2 separate regions of the Mus musculus genome follow, and region 2 is linked to region 1. Evidence: chromatin loops called from intact Hi-C (ENCODE). Cell type or tissue: heart. All regions are shown on one strand. Links, peaks and the distances in the headings refer to the core of each region. The heading gives the core; the rest is flanking DNA.

Evidence for each region. A loop is a pair of places that touch in the nucleus more often than their neighbours do. Peaks named below come from ENCODE experiments on the same cell type or tissue, not always from the same donor. Only the 100,000 strongest peaks of a DNase experiment are listed, where the experiment ranks them.
Region 2: a loop joins it to region 1, with 6 times the contacts of the local background. A loop is called at or near these places in 10 of 42 quality-filtered maps.

What each region holds. Positions count from the first base shown.
Region 1 is chr3:105,887,528-105,898,847 of GRCm38, forward strand. All of the region lies in intron 1 of Tmigd3 (transmembrane and immunoglobulin domain containing 3), which reads left to right. Among named protein-coding and RNA genes, the nearest start is that of Adora3, 11 kb to the right of the region's middle. In heart, for the core only: a CTCF peak has its summit at 5,667; DNase peaks (open chromatin) are centred at 4,494, 6,634, 7,264, 7,934 and 3 weaker places; H3K27ac peaks cover 2,921 bases.
Region 2 is chr3:105,819,232-105,830,551 of GRCm38, forward strand. Gm46838 (a long non-coding RNA gene) reads right to left here and starts at 6,622. Exons shown (of 2, transcript XR_001784065.2): 1 at 6,523-6,622; 2 at 2,536-2,801. In heart, for the core only: a CTCF peak has its summit at 9,313; DNase peaks (open chromatin) are centred at 5,060 and 6,760; H3K27ac peaks cover 935 bases; H3K27me3 peaks cover 1,840 bases.

The DNA of each region.
Region 1 (11,320 bases), core at 1,935-9,934:
TTGGGTACAGAGCTAAAAAAGAATTCTCAACTAGGAATACTGAACGGCTGAGAAGCACCTGAAAAAAATGTTCAACATCCTTAATCCTCAGGGGAATGCAAATCAAAACAACCCTGAGATTCCACCTCACTCCAGTCAGAATGGCTAAGATCAAAAATTCAGGTGACAGCAGATGCTGGAGAGGATGTGGAGAAAGAGGAACACTCCTCCATTACTGGTGGGATTGCAAGCTGGTACAACCACTCTGGAAATCAGTCTGGCGGTTCCTCAGAAAATTGGACATAGTACTACCAGAAGATCCAGCAATACCACTCCTGGGCATATACCCAGAAGATGTTCCAAGTGGTAATAAGGACACATGCTCCATTATGTTCGTAGCAGCCTTATTTATAATAGCCAGAAGCTGGAAAGAACCCAGATGTCCCTCAACAGAGGAATGAATACAGAAAATGTGGTCCATTTACACAATGGAGTACTATTCAGCTACTAAAAACAATGAATTTATGAAATTCTTAGGCAAATGGATAGATCTGGAGGATATCATCCTGACTGAGGTAAACCAATCACAAAAGAACACACATGATATTCACTCACTGATAAGTGGATATTAGCCCAGAAACTTAGAATACCCAAGATACAATTTGCAAAACTCATGAAACTCAAGAAGAAGGAAGACCAAAGTGTGGGTACTTCGTTCCCTCTTAGAAGGGAGAACAAAATATCCATGGAAGGAGTTACAGAGACAAAGTTTGGAGCTGAGACAGAAGGAATGACCATCCAGAGACTGTCCCACCTGGGGATCCATCCCATATACAATCACTAAACCCAGACACTATTGCATATGCCAACAAGAATTTTGCTGACAGGACCCTGATATAGCTGTTTTTTTGTGAGGCTATGCCAGTTCCTGGCAAATACAGAATTGGAGGTTCACAGTCATCTATTGGATGGAACACAGGGCCCCCAATGAAGGAGCTAGAGAAAGTACCCAAGGAGCTAAAGGGGTCTGCAACCCTATAGGAGAAATAACAATATGAACTAACCAGTACACCCCGCCCCCCCAGAGCTTATGTCTCTAGTTGCGTATGTAGCAGAGGATGGCCTAGTTGGCCATCAATGGGAGGAGAGGCCCTTGGTCTTGAGAAGATTATATGCCCTAGTACAGGGGAATGCCAGGGCCAGGAAGTGGGAGTGGGTGGGTTGGGGAGTAGGGCAGGTGGAGGGTATAAGGGGACTTTCGGAATAGCATCTGAAATGTAAATGATGAAAATATCTAATAAAAAAACAACACAGTTTATGGGGAAAAAAAAAAAAAAGAATGGTCCTTGTTTCCCAAGATGTTAACCTTCATAGTGATCCTTAAAAAAAAAAAAAAAAAAAAAAAAAAAAAGTTGGATAGATGGATGCTCAGGCCAGATCTTAGGCACAAGGGACACAAGGCTGTAATGACAGCTTAATACATTGAGGTATCAAGGTTGTGCTTTCTTTATTTAGGAACTAAAAGCATGGTTCCAGAGTAAACATTTAAGCCTTGGTTCAGATTCGGTTCTGCTGTGCCTGCCAGCCTCTGTGATCTTGGGAAAACAGCCTAACCTCTATAAAGTTCAGACTTTGTGTTCAAAGCAGCAAGCATTTTCCACCCAGTAGGGACTTTGCACCCCCACCCTGAAATATTTGGCAAGACTTGGAGGCATTTTGGATTGTCATGATTTGGGGAGTTGGGACTGCTGTTGGTATTCAGTGGGTAGAAGGCATGGGTGATGCTAATATCCAGTAACATAGTAGTACACAATAGACATCGACCCTCACAATGAGAAGTTACTTCGTCCAAACTGACAGTGGAGTGAAAACCAAAAAATCCCTGGCTTAGGGGCAGTGCATTTAGAGTCTGACACAAGATTTGTAGGTGCCAAATTAACAGTGCTGTCATTAGTAAATGATCTGTTTAGTGTGGTTTGGTTAAAAAACATAAAACAGACAAACAAAATGAAACACACACACACACACACACACACACACACACACACACACACACACACACACAAACCAACTTCTGAAAAAGGATCACCCACCTCTTGGTAGAGCTCAGAAAATTCTCTATAAACAGTGGTAACTACAGCCCATCCAACTGTAGCCTGGGTCTAGCCAAAAGGTTTCAAGTGGAGGCTCTGGGGCCTGATATATATAATTTAACTCAGCCTGCTTGCCTGTAAAGTGGCCATCATAATATCTGTCTTGTAGGAAATCCATTAAGGCATGTGAAGGGCCAGTCTGCATAGCATAGCAAGCATTCAACTGATAACTCGCTATTCTTGCAGAGAAGTGGTTAGGGAGAACACTAGGAGGAGTGTTTTTAAGAAAACATTTGTTATTTACTTGTAGTTGTGTGTGTGTGTAGGCATACTTGTGCCACAGCACATGTGTAATGGTTAGAGGACAACTTTCAGGGATCAGTTCTCTTCTACCACGGTGTGGGTTCTGGGGAGCAAACTCCACTTGTTAGGTTTGACAGTGAGTGCTGTTACTGCTGAGCCATCTTGTCAGCTCAGAAGAACACTGATTTCAACAAGAGCCTCTAAAGTATTTAATATAGAGTATGAAAGGGACTCCAACCAAATAAGCAAAGAATCCACCCAGCAGTAGAAACCATCAGAGGACCTGCAGGAAAGGAGCCAGGTGTTCATAAATGTCATCTCCACGACTTCTCACACCTCTCTGTATCTCTTTGAATCTCATTTGACAGTTGTGGAAATGGGCTCACAATAGTTAGTCACTTGCTGAAGATCACGCAGCTGCAGAAGGGCAGAGCTGGGCTTTTGAAACACTCCCTCTGGCCTGTGTTTTTGTGGGCTGAAATTCAGTAATGTTCAACTCAGGGCAGATCTCCAGAACATTAACAAGTTAGGAGGTTTCTATGTTCAGGGAAAGGAAGTGTGAAAGCCTAACCTCTATCTGCTGGCAGCTTGGATATGTGGAGAGGAGAGCAGAAGGCTGCTGGCAGGGGCCTTTCTGCTTTACTGCAGCGATAGCTGCTGGGTCCCGTCAACTCACCCTGCAATGTCAGGCAGCACAGAGTCATCCAGAGAGAGAATCTCTTAGTGATGTATGAGACCTGCTGGCCAAAGACAAGGAGTATGGGCTCTTAGGTTACTCAGCATTCCTCCCCACCACAAGGAGAGATCTTTAGGATTCTTAACCTGTGGGACTCATCCACTTTGGGGTCCAATGACCCTTTCACAAGGGTTTCTTAAGACCATAGTAAATATCAGATGTTTGCATTACAATCCATAACTGAAGCAAACATAGTTATCAATAGCAACAAGATAATTTCATGATGAGGGGAGGTCAGTACAACATGAGGAACTGTATTAAAGGAATACAGCATTAGGAAGGTTGAGAACCACTGTTCTAGAAGATTCCTGAGACCTGAGACAATTCCTAGCAAGTACAGGGTGGTGTGTGTGTGTGTGTGTGTGTGTGTGTGTATGTGTGTATGTGTGTGTGGTGAGACAGAGCCACCATAACCTGAATAACGTAGGCTGTAAACTGGAGAACCACAGTAGCCTTCCCTTATGCAGCTCTATCAGAGAGAGAATGATGACGCTGGAAATAGTGTGGAGTCTTGAGGGCCTAACTGTGAAGAGACTGTCCCGGCAGCACTTGGGGTTGGTGCAGATGATAGTGTCTGTATCTCTGGTGTCCTGCAGGACCCCTTTGCCTCTCCTGGTCTTAGACAAATGCATCAGTCACTTTTCTCATCCTTTCAACACAATACCAGACAATAAAACTTAAAGACGCAAACAGTGGTTCTGACTCATGGTTTCAGGCCATTGCAGCAGGGAGGTTTTGGCAGGAGCAATGTTCTTTACAGTGAAGCAGTGACCCAGTGGGACCTGGCTGGTATAAACCTTTAAAGGGCCACCCATGCTGACACATTTCCTGAAGCTAAACAGGCTTCTCCTACCGCCTGCAAATTATCATCAAAAGCTGGGAAGCCAGGGTTTAAAAATTGAACTGGTCAGAGCATAGTTCAAATTCAAACCATTATCAAAAGTGCCCTGCACTGTCCACAGTAGGACAGCATCTGGGTGACTCTCCCAGCTGCTTGCCCACCATCCTTCCACCTCTGGTTCTCACACGTTCCAGCTCTTCTTCTTGAGGCACAAAAATAATGGGGCTGGAAGCTGTCTCAGGATGTTTGGGTCCCACATATACAGAAACTGAGCAGAAAAAAAAAAAAAAAAACAAAACAGGCTATAAGACCTCAAGTGTCAACATGGCCCATGTGTTCTGTGAAAGGTCCTGCTCTGCCCTGGCCAGAAAGAAAAAAAAAAAAAAGAAAGAAAAAAGAAAAAGCACTAAAAGTTCACTAACCTGGTTGTTTAAATATAGGAAAGGAAACAGATGCTGGCTGGCGGAAGTGGGTTGGGGGGTGGTGCTTGAAGCCTAACCTCTGCTGATTTGCTGTGGGACCTTTCTGTTGTTACCCTGGGCTATATCTCCCTCAGAGCTCCTCCTCATGATAGACAAGAGAGGGTTATTTTTAAGCTGATCTTTGTGACTTCCTTTTGGCTTGTGTCCTCTGCTTCCTTGGTAGTCCTATTCTGGCACAGCCTGTCAGGCTGTGGGAGGTGAGAGCTGTTTTTGTATGGGCAAATGGCAAAGGCTGAGTGGGGAGCCCAATGGTGCCGACTCGGTCAGGCTGAACGCAATCCCTCCACCCCCCAATGGACTCGTGACAGGACAGTGTGGAGGAGTCCCAGCTTCAGGCCTAAGGCTTAGTCTCAGAGTGTGTAGGTAGCACACAGCATCCACTTCGGAATCCTCTGACCGGATCCGTAGTATCCAGATAAATACAGGGGTGCTACTGTGTCCTCAAATGGTCTGTCCTCCGAAGAGCTCCCCTTTCTGGAACCAGGCTGGGCTGCCCTCTGTGGTCTCCGAGGTCTCTCTGAGTTCCTGGGGAGGATAGGATGTCTGGCTAGGTGCACTTCTAGCATCCTCAGACTGTGTGCTGATGAATCAGCAACCTGTCCCAGTCAGTCTCTTCACCGTACATATCAAAGGAGGCGAGTGGAGATCTCGGTAGCTCCTGGGGGTGGGGGACGGCCTCAACCGAGTTCCTGTTGATCCCTCTCACTTCCTCTTGTCTTCAGTATATGGTGGAGGCCCTGAAGTGCAGCTGGTGCCCAATGGCTGCCTGCGATAATGCATGTCTGTGGTTTCTCGTTCAACCTCTGGTTACCTCCCGGAAGGGCCCTCCTTAGTCTTCTCAGGAGATTGCTATGGTCCCCAGCTCTAATCAGGGATCACACAGAGCCACACCCTCTTCTGATTTCAAAGATCTCTCTCTCTCTCTCTCTCTCTCTCTCTCTCTCTCTCTCATATCATACATGCAGGCTGAAGCCTGGGAGGGAATAGTTTAGAAATTAGTACTTCCTTGCCAAGACCCAAGAGAACACAGATCAGGTCTCACAGAAGGTAGAAGTCTTGGTTGAGTAGCCCTTGTGTAGTCAGGCAAAATAAGCTAGTCTGTGTCTTTCCACAGTAACTCCCATGTGACGCTTAGAAAATTCTTTCCACTTCAGAGTCCATGTCAAGAAATAGTTGGGTTTTTGAGATTTCCCCCTGCAGACGAAGAGCTGGCTCTGCACGACCTTTCTGTTGGGCCCAAGCTTCTGACGCTCAACCTCAGCTACTGCAGAAGTGAGGAAAATCCAGCTCTCAAAGCAGCAGCTGGATTGTTGATCTGCTCCAGGCCTTGTGTCACCTGACTCCAGCAGCTGCTATCCAAGCCTCTGGCGAGCTACTTAGCCTTTACGGAAGGTGATGTGGTGTTGTGTGTGCGTGACCATGCATCCCTCCTACCTGCGCCCTCCCTTACTTGCCGTGGGTAGGGCAGTCATCGCACCTGCTTCCTCTTTGGGTCTGTGAAATGAGAGCCACTTCGGCTTTGCCACATCTAACATCTAAATGGTATTTAGGAGAACAACAGCATAGCTCCTTGACTTGGTTAGGGCCAGGCAAGGAGTTCTGTAAGTGGAAGGTGAGGAGGGTCGTGAAGTAACCCTTTAAAAATGTTTATTAATCCTTTGAGGATCACACACACTTACACTCACATACACATACTCACATAGTCACATACCCTCACAGACACATACTCACACAGAGAAACTCATATACTCATACAGTCACATACATTCACACACACCCTTACACACAACATATTTGATCATGTTCACTCCCTACTCCTCCCCTAACTCCTCCCAAGAATACGCCCACCCCCAACCCCTCCTAACTTCATGTCCTTTAAAAAATTATTTTTATAACCCGTTCTCGATGTCCATATATTAGTGGGTGTGGATCCACCCACAGTAGTGTGATTGACCTTCCAGGGGCCATGCCCTTAAAGAAAACTGACTTTCCCTCTCCCAGAAGGACACGCCCCCTGCTTGGACTTAGGTTTCTGGAGCAACCTTCCCTTAGGCTGACCTTCCGGCAGTTCCTTGGAGCCCCACCCAGCCAGCAGCTGCCCTCGCCTCCTGCAGATGTTTCCAGTTTGCAGATTGCTTGGGGTTCTCTTTGGTCATTCGTTCCATTTGCTCAGAAACAACAGCCAGCATTCTTGTCGGGAAGTGAGAGAGTGCCAACCTCAGGATGACACAAAAGGCCCCAGTCATGGGAACTAGATAGAGATGGGGTGGGGGCTGGAAAGGACCAGAGACTGGACCATCTGCAGTGACCTAGACTTCTGCTGGCCTCTGCTGCAGCCGGGGCCACCAAAACAACATCTATCTGGCTTCCATCTGGCAGGGCCCAGAGTGGGTCAGTTGAGTCATCCTGGAGGGTTCAGGTCAGAAAGAGCCATTCTCCTGGAGGCCCGGGAATGACTGGAGAGTCATTCTGGTTCCTTGGCCCTTCACAGTCAGGATCTATTCCAAGGTTAATGAAAGGTTAGAAAGTGTTTGGTATTCAGGATCAAGTGCAGACACAAATGAATAGGCTGCGCATTAAATCGTAAATTGTGTGCCGTGCGTTTCATGTCTGTCAAGCAGCTGTTTTGGCAGGAGGTGACCATAATATTCATCAACCTTCACACCCTGCCCAGAAGGTGGCCTTTTTATAGCCTTGAAAAGTGCCAAGTGCTCTGCCACGCCCTCCAGAATGAGTGACAGGTAAGACACAGAAACTGTGGTTATGGTTCTGAATAGGGCGGGCTCTTGAGATAGCCAGGCTTCACCTGCAGCAACGGAGAGGCCCCTGTGGCTGCGGGTGCTCCATCCTGCCTGTCTAGGAACTGCCTGCAGTCAGACCCCCCAGGCTGGCCTCTGCCTGGGCTCACGAAGGGGGGCGGTCTCATAGCTGAACCCTGGCACAAGCTTCTTCATGCGGTCAAGCCACTCACTTCCTGGCAAGTAGAGAAGATAGGAGAAGACGTCATCGCCGTCCTGCCATCGCCTTCGGGTGAGTCCAGTTTCTGAAGCTCAGAAAACCAACAGAGGATTTGGAGCAAAAAGCTTCTTCAACAAAAGACGAGAGAAAGGTGCCAAGGAAAGCCACATCTAGACCATTCCAACCTCAGGGGCACAGCCAGCCTGCAGTTCACGGTTCACAGAGGGTCTGTGGGTATAGAGACGCTTCCTGTTGGTTCAGTAACCAGCAAGCACCTCATGAGGAGTCACTGGCCCGGTGCCCATGAGGCCCACAGGAAGAGCATGGGTGCAGGACTCTAAGAGTGGTCCAGACCCTGCCCCAGATGTTGGGTGTTTTTTACTTCTTTCAGGTCCCAAAGAATAATCTTCCTCCTTCACCAAAGAGGAATTAAAGACATGGGAGATTGGGCAATGTGGCCAAGGTTATCCGCTTAGAAACAAAGCTCACAAAGCAAGAAGGACGTGGCATGTTCAACGTCTGAGTCACTCGCTGGCAGCCAGCCCATTTTGATTTCTTCCCCGGGGCTGGGCCTCAGGGCATAAATGCAGTGGGACAGGCCTGACACCTGGAGGCAGAAGCCCTGTGTGTACATGGAGTGGGACAGGAGGTGGTTCGATGCGGGAATCTCACCGAGGCAGAGAACTCTGGCACAGGTTTGAGTGCTGAAGGTCTGGAAGGTAACTTCCAGTAAGAGGTGATATGACTGGCTGGCACATCAACCTGGATGGACAGGGCAGGGAGACTGGCCATGACACATACATGCAGTGGATCACTGTCTGGTTGGGTGGTCCTAGGGTGTTCATCTGTGGGCTCAGCGAGGTGGGCACCAGAATAAACAAGGAGCTAAATGTTCTGGCTAGCCGGTTTTGACCTCAAACCAGTCACTTTGGGCACCAGTTTCCTCTCATGTTCAATTCCACTTCTAGCACACTTGTGCTCTAAAATCTCACTGTGAATGTTGATTTGGGACAAGAAAAGTGATGAGTGTAACACCAGGAACAGTTCTAAGCCCTACAGAAAAAGCAAGAAGAACAGGGCCAAGAACAAATGACAGAGCTCTGATCATGGAACACAGAAAACAGGGTGCCCATGGCATCAGATTAGACAAATCACACTGAAGAGAGAATGGACGTGTGGTGGTAAACAAGCATAGAGAAGCCACAAACTGTCTTGTAAGGCATTCTCTCTAAGGGCCTCTTAACCAGACTGAGTAACATAACCCCAAAAGACTGCAGGGAAAAGATGCAACAAAGAAACAAAAAATGGACCCTCTCGTTCCTCTCAGCTTCTGCCCAACACAGTGACATGGTTAGCACCCTCTTGGGCTGGGGTGGGATGTGTGTGGGGGTAGGGTGGGGACAGACCTGGGAATAATATATGCATTCAGCTCCAACATAAAACAGGTCTCCCATGTTGCCAGGTGTTATAAGAGGCTCCTGGAGGTCCAAAGTTGAATAGGAAGTGGGAGAAACAATTTAACTCCAAAGTAGCATAAAAGTGCTCAAAGAGAGGATAGCATAAGCTGAAATGGAATCCATAGTGAGGGAGGGGCCACTGGCTGCCCACCAGCGCCTTTGATCCTTCTTGGGAGTTGATTGTACATACAATGGTAAGTGGGTTCTGCCTGTGCCGTGGGTGGCACCATCCCGGATACTTCTGGGCATCAGTGCCCCAAGCTCTGTTATTGAGTCCTCTCCAAGATACTCAATTAAAATGACAGCTTTGCCATGTTTTGTTTCTTGTTTCTAGAGACAGGGTCTCACTTTGTAACCTTGGCAGTCTGCTCTGGCTTTGAATTCACAGAGATCAAGCTGCCTCAGCCTCCCAACTTCTGGGATTCCAAGCATGCATCTGGCTGGGTATTTTATTTTTAGAATTACACAAATCCCTATGGGTGAATGGGAAGCAACACCAAAGTTCCTTCTATGTGCTCGTTATTTGTGACTTGCAGTCTTCCCAAAAGCATGTGCTCATAATAAAAGAACAGAGCATGACAACTAAGATACCAGGAGCCAGGGCTGGAGATTTGACTCAGTGGTTAAGAGCATTTGCCACGGACTGGAGAGATGGCTCAGCGGCTAAGAGCACTGACTCCTCTACCAGAGGTCCTCAGTTCTATTCCCAGCAACCACATGGTGGCTCACAACCATCTATAATGGGATCCAGTGCCCTCTTCTGGTGTGTCTGAAGACAAAAACACAGTGTACTTACATATAATAATAAATAAATCTTTAAAACAAACAAACAAACAAGAGCAATGGCAACTTGTGATGGTTTGAATAAAAATGGCTCCCTTAGGTTCATAGGGGAGTTGCAGTATTAGGAGGTGTGGCCTTGTTGGAGGAACTGTCACTGTCTCAGAAGCTCAAGCCAGGTTTAGTGGCTTATGGTCTCTTCCTGCTGCCTGCTGATCTAGATGTAGAATTCTCAGTTACTGTTCCAGCACTATGTCTGTCTACGTGCCACCATGCTTCCTACCATGATGATAATGGATAAAACCTCTGAACTGTAAGCCTGCTCAGTAAAATGTTTTCCTTATAAGAGTTGCTTATAAGGCTGGTAAGATGGCTCAGAGGGTAAGAGCACTGACTGCTCTTCCGAAGGTCCTGAGTTCAAATCCCAACAACCACACGGTGGCTCACAGCTATCTGTAATGGGATCCGATGCCCTCTTCTGGTGTGTCTGAAGACAGCTACTGTGTACTTATGTATAATAATAAATCTTTGGGCTGGAGCAAGCAGGGACTGAGTGACCAAAGTTGACTGGAGCGAGCAGAGGTCCTAAAAAGTTCAATTCCCAACAACCACATGAAGGCTCACAACCATCTGTAAAGCTACAGTGTACTCACAAATATAAAATAAATAAATACATTTAAAAAAACAAAAAAGAGTTACCGTGGTCATGGTGTCTCTTCACAGCAATAGAAACGCTGAGACACTACTCTCTGAGAGGACCTGATGTCAGTTACCAGCACTCACACCAGGTGGTTCTGAGTGCCTTGTAACTCCAGCTGCATGCAAGTGATGATGACTTCTGGTCTCTATGCCACCTTCACACAAGTGTGTGCACACACATAAAAATAAAAAAATAATTTAAAAAAGGATACTAGAAGCCTGAAGTTGAGACAATGCGTGCAGCTTTTCTAGAAAAGTCTTTTTTTTGCTGAGACAAGCCTGGCTTGTGCTGACCCACTCTGAGCTCCTGGCTGCCCAGGAACAACCTACGCCACCAAGCTAATGAACAGAGCAGGAGAGGTATTAGAAGAGCAACATCCTTCCTAGAACCTCCTCGGGGAAATAGGTCTCTTAAACCTTCAGTATAAGCAATAACAATGTAGTATCTTTAACCGTGATGAAATGCTGAGACAGACTCTGTATAACAATAGCTTTAATGAAAAGCCGAGGGAAATAAAGTTATTGGGGGAACCCTTCAGCGGGAAGTAAAGTAATGTGGTTTCCTGATGCTGTCTGCCCATGGACTAGATGCAGGGGTGTGGGGTGGAGAAGGTTGAGGGAGGATTGGCAGGCTGCCCTCCATTACTCCACAGCCTAAGAGGAGGAACCAGAAACCAGAAAACTGGCAAAAAAGAAAGAAAAAAAAAATCCTGTTCTCAGTAGTTCTCAGTAGCTGGCCCAACCCATGGATCATGCACACCCTTCCACACTGAAGAGCTTCTGCCCAGTCACAGTTTATGTTTGGTATAATTGGTGTTGGCCTATTCTTGTGTGATTCACTGGAAAGGGCTAAGATAGTTGACTCAGATTCTGGCCTTTACCCATCGTAGTTGACTGTAACTGTCCTCCCTCCCTCCCTCCCTCCCTCCCTCCCTCCCTCCCTCCCTCCCTCCCTCCCTTCTTTAAGTTACCTTTGTTCAAGATTTTGTCAA
Region 2 (11,320 bases), core at 1,985-9,984, 68 kb before region 1:
ACTTTTGTACAAACCCAATTTCTTACCCTTAAAATGGTATAACAGTGGTATGCACCTCACTACATAGTTAACAAAGTTTAAGTCTGTTTCCATATATCCAGAATGTTAGACTTAACTGTATTGAAGGAAGCATTCAACACATTAGCTATTTAGATCCTAATAAATGAATGTCATATATTTCAAACCTCAGAAATGTGTTCTGCATTGTGCAGAAGAGTGTGAGTTTTTAAACCAATTGAAGTTGCACAAACCCAAGCAAGTTGCGTGTCCACTGTGAGCCTTTCTGAGAAAGACAGAGAACATCATCGTAGGATAGGTATGTGTGTGTGATGATAACTCTTCCTTGTTAACTGGATTTAGAATCACCCCGGAGACACACATCTAGTAGTTCCTGTACGGGCATTTAAGGAGAGGCTTAAATGAATACAGGAGGTGCCATCTCACAGGCTAGAATCCTCAGCTGACTATGAAGGGGAGTAAGAAGAGAGTAAGCTGAGCGTCAGCTTGCATCTCTTTCTCTGCTCCTTGACTGTGGCTACAATGTAACTCGCTCCCATCATCAGGCCCCCCCCACCTCCCCATCCTCCAACCCCACTCCCCACTCCCCCTGCCCCTGCCATGATGGACTGACTATCTCCTTTAGACAGTGAACTAACATTCCTTCTTTTCTTCCTCAAGTTTCTTCCAACAGGTATTTTGTCACAACAAAACCTAATCGTTCTTAAATTATGCCCTGCATATAAACCATGTAGCGAAGAGTGACACCTAACTGAGTGAGGCTCTTCGCTCTCCTTTTTCCTTATGTCAGCAGGATGCTGTCTCAGAACCAATGACAGCTGGGTTATCAGCCAAAGATCTTACATTTTTATCACCTGCCCAATATACTATGGCAGAAACTCAGTAAAGGGTGTGTAACCAATTTAAATGAACCTCCAAAGCTAGAGCTCGAAGCTATAACTTTTACTCCATTGAACGCTGCTGGTTTGAAGACAGTTGTTTCAGGCCCCTCAACCAACAACTTCTGTCACGTTAGGAACATCTCCCCTACAACCTTGTTTCTTCATTAAAATTCCCCTGGGGTCTGCTGGAGGCATTTGTGTCTGCTTCGGTCACATCGCTAAACCCACACTTGGAGAGAAAAGTGTTTGCATAAATACTAGCAGATGAATTTTTCAAAGATCACTTTTTCTCTCCTGGCACTCTGTGAGGGAAATGAGCAAATATAAACAGACAAGCATTGCACTGGGAAGATAGCAGATGAGCCTCTGCCGGGACCTGGACTGGCCTGGAGTTTCCACATTTGGGAGCTATAGGATTATGACAAAATCTATTTGTAATAGTCTTGCTTTTGATTTCTCAGCCACAATATTAATTGCTTAGAGACTTGGCTCATTCCACACACTCAGCCTAGCTTTCTCCTTGGAGAAGCCAGCAGGATTCTGGAAGTTCCCTCTCTAGAAGGGGTTTGCCTACTTAAGTCTAGCATAAACTCAGTTATACTCGGGAGTCATGGAGAAGAAAGGAATTTATCGTAACTCTATGCAAGGGCAAGTGAGAAGAAGCCTCCGTTTCCTGTTTCGGATGACTTCACACTTATGACCTGGAGTGTATGATGGATATTAAACATGGGAACTGATCACACAGACTCCCTCACTTTTCTTGATTTGGGCCATTTTGGTTTAACCCATACACCCTAGAAGATGCCTCTGTCCATGAAGTCCATGAAGTTATCCTTAACACCAACCTATGCCTTTGGGCCAGATAATATCTTCAGCCATATGTATAACAAATTTTCTGGAGCATCTAGGCTATAGACTAACTAGTAATATCCATCCCCTCTCCTAACTCATATTTTGATACCTAGTCCCCATGGTTGATGATGTTGAAGGCAGAACTTTCCGAGGTAGTTAGACTGTGGGCTAGAATCCTAACAAATGGGTTTAATGTCTTTATAAAAGAGAATGTGGGGCCAGCATGATGGCTTACAGATGCCAAATCTGATGACCTGAATTTCATCCTGGGACTCTTATGGTTAAAGGAAAGAAACAAGTCCTACAAGTTGCCTTCAGACCTGCTAATACACACTGTGGCACATGCATGTGTGAAGGCCCACAAGCACACAATATTAGATAAACTAATAATGATATGCCCAGAGAATTTCTCAGTTCTTCCTACCATAAGAGAACAGTGAGAAAACTGCTATCCATAAACCAGGAAGCAGGCTGGCAAGAGACAGAGTCTCTTGGAACTTCCCGACTTCCAGAGTTGTGAGAAATTAATTTCTGTTGGAGATACTCAGTCTGTATTATAGCAATCCAAATGGAATAAGACAATCTACTAGAGATCATACACTGTCCTAAGAATAAAAACGTAACAGTGGAGAAGTCCCTAATATTACATAACTAAAGTCCAGTGGGAAAATAGCCAGTCATGTTATGTTCTAATGATTCATTTAAAAACTGCAGCAGAAGCAATAGTTTCCGTTACCATCACCAACCATAATATGTTCCAAGGACTGGTTTTGGAGTAAATGAGTGAGAGACGCTGTCCTGTTTATTTTTTAATTTTGTGGTGCTAGGAAGGAACCCAGGGCTTGATGCACATGCTCAGGCAAGCAAGTGTTCTAGCAGAAGTCCCATCTTGTGGCATCTTTGTTGTCAGAGCCTCCATGGGACGAAGGTTTTCCATCATCTATAGTTGACTTGGCTGATATCTTCTTCATGAGGTATCTTTTAAGTCCTCTCAAGAGCCTCCAGTTTGTTCTCATTATGGAAGAGCCTGGGTCTTGGAGAACACTTTACCTTGGGTGGACAAGGATTAAAACATTTTTTAGAGTTATGCTGATACTTGTCTATAAGGTTTCATGAGTGAGGTAGCACTATGTCATAGAAAACCATAAGCTTTGAGGCTAGCCCTGGATCCTAGTCCTAACTCAAATGTTTCTTAGCCATGTGCTTTTGGGTTATATTTTACTTTTCTGCTCTTTAATCGACTCACATAGAAAACAGGGAGAAGAATACTTGCCTCTGAGTTTCAGGTTCTTATGTGAAATAGCCCTGAGAAGTATTTAGTACTGAGCACCAGGAGAGATAATATTGATTGTCAGCTCGATTGGATCTAGGATCAGCTAGGAGACAACCTTTGGGCACAGCTGTGAGGAAGCCTCTAGATAGGGTCCCTGCTGTTGGTGGCACTGTTCTATGGGCTGGAATTTCCAGATGAATAAAAAGGAAGACATGATCTTCGCACCAGGGACAGTCTTTCTCTGCTTTCTGATTACAGAGTTAAAGCAACTCACCATCTCAGGCTCCCGTCACACTGCCTCTCCACTTTGATAGACTGACTGTATCCTCCAACTGTGAACCCAAATATACCCTTCCTTCCTTAAGTTGTTTTGATCAGGCAGGCCCTTGAAAATGTGAAAAATAGCAAGCACACACTCCAGAACTGTGCTCTGTATGGCACAGGGCATCTTTGAAAGAAAACATTTGCATGGAATGATTTATGACAGCCATATAACTGGGAGTTAAATGGCAATGAAAAACTATATCCACAGCTGACTCTACCTCATCCTAATGATGCCAAATTCCATCTCCTTCAATCTACCTTAACTAGAATTCAAAAGCATTAACTCACGGGCAAGTGCCTCAACCAGGAAACCCAAATCAGAATAAGTGATAATCTGGCCCTTTATACTTAAAAAACAAGATCCTCGGCTTTGACTTTACCTCTTCTTTACTGTGCTTTTCATAGAGTGAAAATGGTATACATACACACACACACACACACACACACACACACACACACAGTCCTTGAAAATGTTGCACTAGAGGTAAGACTTGTGATCACAAATACAAGGGGGATACAAGCTAGGTGACTGGGGCTATTGTTGTAGGCGATTGCTATATTCTCATGAGTTGCTAGATTCCCCCATGAATCTATCCTGAAGGCTCATCTGCAACTTTTGGGTTATTGAAACAAATGCTAATGGGACTTACCAAATCGTTGAATTGTAAAGCTTATGTGAAATCTTTTTAAGTCTCCAAATTTTGAACGTCATACTTTAAAAAAAAATTATGGAAACAAATTTAATGTCCAAAACACAAACACTGACTAATTGAAATGTTGATTATTTAATGTTGATTGTATCCATTAATAACCATAGTTGATGAGCCAGTAAAGTGGCTTGGCAGGTAAAGATGCTTGCTGCATAAGCTTGGCAATGTGATGGCCGAACCTCAGAACCCATGTAGAGGTAGCAGGAAGAACTGATTCCACAAAGTTGTTCTATAACCTCCACACAGCACACACCCACACACAATAATAATAAATAAAAATAATAAACAATCATGACTGGATACGTTACCATATAACAGAGAAAATGGTATATAATTTTATGCATTCAGAATGAGTTTAACTGTGTTAAATGACTAAGTCTGTGCCCATGGAAAGATCAGAAGAAAATATTCATAAAATGTTAGTGTGTGGCCAGGTGTGATGGCAATTGTCTTTAGTCTCAGCAGAGGCAGGTAGATTTTTGAAGTCAAGATCAGACATAGCAAGTTCCAGGACACCCAGGGATATGTAGTAAAACCTGGTCTCAAAAAAGAAAAAAATAGTTATTGTGTGAGGCTTGAAAGTATAGTTAATTTTGAGAATGGTCTTATTGTATTTTCATTGCAGGTGTGTATTGATTGTTTAGTTTTGAAAAGCATTTTTAAATGAAGACTTCCAATAAGAAATATACACTTTCCCAAGATGATTCAAATGAACCATTCATTTCCAAGGAGAATTCTCAGCTGCTTTCTAGTTGGTGTGCAAAAGGGAGGAGTTTTCAGAAACCAAATAACTAAATAGGAACCAGAAATTATGCCTCAATTAAGACTGAAGTCTGGTAGTGCTGGTGGTGCTGGTGGTGGTAGTGATGCTGGTGGTGCTGGTGGTGCTGGTGGTGGTGGTGGTGTGTGTGTGTGTTTCGAGTTGTTTTCATTTTAGTTGCCAAGTCATGTGGCCTGTGTCTTCCCACTCTCGGGTGAGATCAAGGTTTCTCCTTCCAAGTCATGGCATCTGGTTCTCCACTTATGCGGGCTGGGGGTGGGGGAGCTACAGGAGATAAGCATTAGACTGACACCAGGCCCCACTGCAGGGGCAAGTCAAGCGGAACAGCACTGAATCAACTAACTTTGTCTCTGTTTGAAAGTTAGCTCCAGAAGTTCCTGGTTTTGAACTAAAGGAGAAAGCAGACAGCGAGTGATCAGATCCTGTCTTCCCCATGATCTAATATCATCTTTCTCAGAGGACATTTTAATGTTTCTTTTTGTTTTCAAAATTCTTCTTGCAGTCATATCACATTAGGAGTCCTGGATGCTTCTTAGTCCTAGTTTTTTGCACAGATACTTTTTTGTCCTCTCCCCCTCTCTCTCCATTTTCCTTTCTCTCCTTCTACCCCCTCCCTCCCTCCCTTGTTTCTTGTTGTGTCAGTTTAGGTCTTAGAAGCAGAGTGGCTGACTAGATTGTTCTCCATGAAATCAGACCATTAGACAAGTGCTCAGGGCTTAGCCCACTCGGGGTTTTTTTATGTTTAGAAAAACAAGAAGCAGGAATCATCTCCTAAGTCACCAGGACAGACACCCAGTAGGGTCTCACCAGGACAGGCAGACACCCAGTAGGTTCTCACCAGGACAGACACCGAGTAGGTTCTCAGAGGCAAAGCTGGTCCTGTCCTGATGAGGCAGCAACCAGAAATGTCTCAGCAGCTTCTTAGTTCATCACAATGCTGGACTGGGCATCTCAGCTGCACTATTATACTTCAAGTTAAAGTTTTAGGCAAAAGATACATTCTAGAAAGCTCAGTGAGGGCTCCTGAGATGGCTCAGCGAAAAAAGGCGTTTTCTGCTTACCTTGTCCACCTGACTTCAATCCCCAGAACTCACATGGGAGAAGGAGAGGCCCACCTTACAGAAGTTTTCCTCTGACCTTCACATACATGCAGTAACAGGTACACACACACACACACACACACACACACACACACACAGGAGGGGAGAGAAAGGAAGAGGAAAGTGAGGAAGAGGGAGAGGGGGAGTGAGAAAGAGAAAGAGAGAAGGAGAGAGGAGATTATCATTTTTTAAAGCGCAGCAAACAAAACAATACAAAAGAAAATTAAATTAAATTTGGTCCTAAATCTTGATACTGAGATATCATAAATCTAAAAATGGGCTGGCCTGGAGAAATACCATTTTGGCTTAGCAGCCTTGTAGCAACTTAGAGAATTCCAAACTCCAAGACTCAGAACTTGGACGCAAAAGAGGGTTATCAGTGTAGTGCCTTGTCCAGCTGAGATTTACTAGACAGCCCAGTATTAGCAGTTCCCAGGGGGCCTGGGCTTAGCTTGAGTCAGTCAGGGTGTGATAGGCCACAGTGCTGATCTCACCTAGGCAAGCCAACCAAGTTCTCTGCCCCCTCCACCCACCCCCTCAGCCTGCTGTCAGCCACCTCTACCACCCCCACCCCTGCAGTTACCTCCTCTCTGCTATTTACCCACAACACAGCCAGCTGTGGAAGTTCGGTGACTCATTTGCTACTTAGGTATTTTGGGTTCATTACCCTTCAGCCACTTTACTGAGAAGAGCCACTCCCAGTGGTGCCAAAATAGAGAAGAGAGGAAGTAGGGCCAGCAGATGGGAGGGGGTGGGGCAGAAATTCAAGGACTGCTGTGGAAAAGGTCAACGGAGGTGCTGTTGTCCACGCCAGCGCTCCTGAGCAAGGCCACTCCAAAAGCAACAATGGAAAGGAAGCACGGCTTTGATTAAAACTTCATTGAGAGTCCTGGACACACAGCCACAAGTTCTCAACAACAGAGATGATGTGTTCAGGCATCCAGGGGAAGCGTCATTGCTCCTTGGGAATATTTTTAAGCAACCACACCCAAGCCGAGTTGACTTGGCCAAGAACAGGGTGGAAAGCACAATTACTTGAGAGTTAAGCCCAGCCTACAACACACAATCTGATCATTCCCTGTTCTCTGACCCCTGCTTCCAAAATGTGTGCGAACCTTTATCTCATCTATCTGGATTTGTTCTGTGGACTGATTTTGGTATGGAGTGGCTGCTATCTAGAACAGGGAGACATTGCATGAACAGTAGAGACATGTGTGAGCCAGGGTTACAGCTAAATAGTAGAATGCTTGCCTAGTATGCCTTAGGTCCAATTCCCAGCAACCACAAAGCAAACAAAACCTAGAAACTACATGTCAGGTCGTCCAGAAGGATTTGGAGAATGCATTTGAAAGGCTTCAGAATATGGTTACAAATCTTTCTCCTTAGGGATGCTCCATTCCTGGTGCTTCTGCTGCTAACTTGCCTTGTTCCAGCTCCAGTCTCTTTGGAATAAATATAAAATTACTATTTGTGATATTTGTCCTTTGATTGTAGTTTAAGGCTTACAAAATGAATGAGAACCCACTGGGCATATCCATTCCTTTCTAATTATGCATTCATTTATCAGACAAATATTCTCCCCAATACTGAATATTAGAGCCAGTTGTCCAGGTCCAAAGCTGGGGCATGGGCTAGAGGCTGCTTCCAAGAAGTGATTCCAGAATTCAGCTGAACTCTTGAATTCGGAGAGAAAGGAGCTATTAAGGACAACTCATGTTGAATTTTGAGGTTATTGACTTTGGGCTCTTGCTTCCTTCTCATGAGGCTGGGATGTTCATGATGTAGAGAGTGCATATAGCTGCTAAGAGCAACTACTTTTCTGGAAACTGAAACACAAAGCAGTATGCAAATGAAGCCAAGTATTTGATGGGCTAGAAGAAAGATCCAGGTTTTTGATGGCTCATGCCATCACAGTCCAAGGCAACAAGACTTTAGTACCATGGAGATTACATCCTTTTAATTAATAAAAATAATAATACCATGCATTTACAAATTAAAAAACATCACTTTCAAATAGCCTTGGGAGTAAATCATGGGCTAGAGATACAGTGCAGTGGTAGGGGGCGTGCTTAGCATCACAAAGCTCTAGGTTCAAAACTCAGGGGGAACAAAGAACTTCAACACAAAACCCAAATACCTGACTTATTTTATTTTACTTAATTTTTGAGACAGGGCCTCATTCTGTAGCCCTGGCCAACCTGGAATGCCTTCTATAGACGAACTCAGAGATCTTCCAGTCTCTATCAATAAAGCACAATTCTAAGTAGCTTTAGGTATAATCATACAAATGAAGAAACAAATCATAACTAAAATTAGAAAATGTGTACAGTGGCAAATAACAAATAAAAATATGTTCCCAGGTTCTCCTGAAAGAAGCTTCATTAGAAATTTTAAGAAATCAGAAATTAAGGAGCTGTAAGTGTTGAGCTCAAGATAAAGGGATAGCAGCACAGAGGAAGGCAGAGGGAGGCAAATGCTAAATAATAGAAGTCAAAATTAAAATAAGTTATAATAGAAACTGTCAAGAAAACAGAATTTGGCAAGCAGTAAAGACTAATAAAATTGAGATAGATTAAAAGGGAAAATCATTTATATATGCATATACATATATAACAGAATTTATAAAATAAGAAGAATGTCATAAACCTCATACAAGTAAATTTGAACAATTACATGACATACCCAGTTCCTTAGAAAAATGAAACTTACCAAAGTGGACTCAAGAAGAAATAGAAAATCTAATTTAAGAACTACAGCTATTTCTAAGCAGTTGTACTTGTAACTTAACATCCAACTACAAAACAAAATAAAGTAAAAATAAAGCACACAAGGGACTGAGAGGTTTGTAAGTAAATGTAGCCAAATGCCTAAGAAAAAGTTTCCCCAGTCTTATAAATCTACTCCAGCACACAGATAAAGAAGCAGAGAAGAGAGATTGACCACAACTTTTTGTAGGATGCTGGGATGATCTTGGTACCAAAGGAAAAGGACAAAAAGAAAATTTATAGACCCATTTCTCATTTAATACAGATGTTAAATTCCTAAAAAAACCCAAACGTATGGAAAATTAAATCCAGCAGTGAATCAGAATTAACATAAGTTCAGACTTCTCTCAGAACACAATTAGAACATTAGAAAACATATTAATTTGCTACTTTATACCTTGAAGAAGGAAAAATAGTGATCATTTCCATGTATGGAGAGGAAACATTTTCTGAAATTTAATTTACATTAGATGTTATCAGCATAGTTATAGAAGAAGCATCCTTAGCTTGTTAGGTGGTATCCACCATACATTTGCAATGTATACAATAGAATGTATGTGCTGACTTAATCATGAAATAGTATGAGACTATCCCTGATGTCTACAAGCTCAGCCCTGGAGGTCCTAGCAAGAACTGCATGATAAAAAGAAATTAAGCATGTAAGAATTTAAAAGGAATGAACAAGTAATTTTATTTACAATCAATATGGTTATCTACCTAGGAAATTCAAGACAAACTACAAATTATTATAATAACAGCATACCAAAATCCACACATACAAGGTTAAAATGTAAATATCAGATGTGATCCTAAATAGGAGAAACCAATAATTAGAAACTGTAAAGATAATGGGTGTGTGTGTGTGTTTCACTAGCTATGGTGGCATACACCTTAATCCCAGCCCTTGGGAGGCAGAGTCAGGCAGATTTCTGTTGATTTCCAGACCAGCCTGATTACATAGTGAGTTCCAGGCCAGCTAAAAGTACATACTTAGACCTTTTCTCAACCCTTCACTCCTGGAAAAAAACAAACAAACAAACAACAACAACAAAACATATTTCTAGGATCTGGAAAGACAGCTCAGTGGTTAAGAACACCTACTTCTCTTGCAGAGGATCCAAGTTTGGTTCCCAGCATCCATATCAGGTGGCCCACAATAGCCTGCAATGTCATCTCCAGGAAACCTGATGCTTCTGCTTCCTTGGGTACCTGTACATACTTACACATGCCTACCCCCCCACCCCCGCACACACATATACACATAACTAAAAATATTTTTTTATTGTTAAAAAAGGTTTTGGCCAAGTATAGCATCATAAATTGTGTCCTAGCACCAGAGAAACTGAGGCATGAAAATCACAAGTTCAAGGCCAGCCTGGGTAACATATTGAGACCCATCTCAAAAATTCCCCTAACTGAAAACAAACAACAAACCAAAATGACATGCTAATCTTGGAAAATTAAAATTAGAAATCACTGGTCAAGTGTATTAATAACTGGAGATAAGCCAAATGGTCAAATTAAAATTAAATCAATCATTTTATATGTCGGATAAGTAAAATTAAAGACAAAAAGGTCTAAATATTGGCAAAGATGTGGGAAAGATATAGCTCTATGGGTTATCTGCACCCACTCCACTTCCCCTAGAATGCATTTGCACAAGATCAGGAAGCTCCTTTTATTTACAAGCCTAATCTCCACAGCATAGAATAGTGCCTGGTACTGAGGGCAGTATGGACAAGAACTAGGAAAGTTGACGATGCAGATAGAACACTCCATTAGTAAGAACATAGTTCCCAGGAAAGCCCTAGGCAACTTCTTTCATAACTACATCAGAGATCATATATATGCATATATATATAGTCAAAATAGCAGTATATGAGACTAAAGAGATTAATAGAACTATTCATATAATACTTTATCTATCACCTGAAGTGAGTAATATAGAACTAAGGGTGTCAAGGTGAATATAAGATATTTTTCACTGCACTTCAAATATTTTCTCTTGGGAGTTATATATTGTCTTCAAGAGCTAAAATAGAGGCTGGGTGGTGGTGCCGTACAACTTAAATCTCATCACTCAGAAGGCAGAGACAAGCAGATGTTTGAATTCAAGGTCAGTCTGGTCCATAGAGCCAGTTCCAGGACAGTCAGGGATACACAGAGAAACCCTGTCTCGAAAAATAAACAAACAAAAGAACAAAAATAGTTAGAAAAATAACCTCAGTATAAAATTAAAACTAATACTTTAAAGTAACATTTGGTTTGGTTTGGTTTGGTTTGTTTGTTTTTGCAGTGCTGGGATTGAACCCAAGGTGTGGTTGTGCATGCTCGGCAAAGTAGCACTGTGCTCTTCCCAGCCTAATTTGTAATAATTTTTGCTCCTGACAAGTTAAAAAGTAAAACCAGATATAATAAGAGGTCTGAAATGACATGTGGATCTAGAGAGGGTGAAAGGAATCAGAGAAGCATTAGAAGTGTTAACACTTGAGTTGTGCTTAGTCGGTAAGCAGGTGGGAACGGGGCAAGAGATTCTCCATGGAGTGAAGCCAGGCCCAGGCAGAGGAAACAGTGCACTGTAGAAAATAGAGCAGCTCTGGGAGTGTTTAGAAGCTC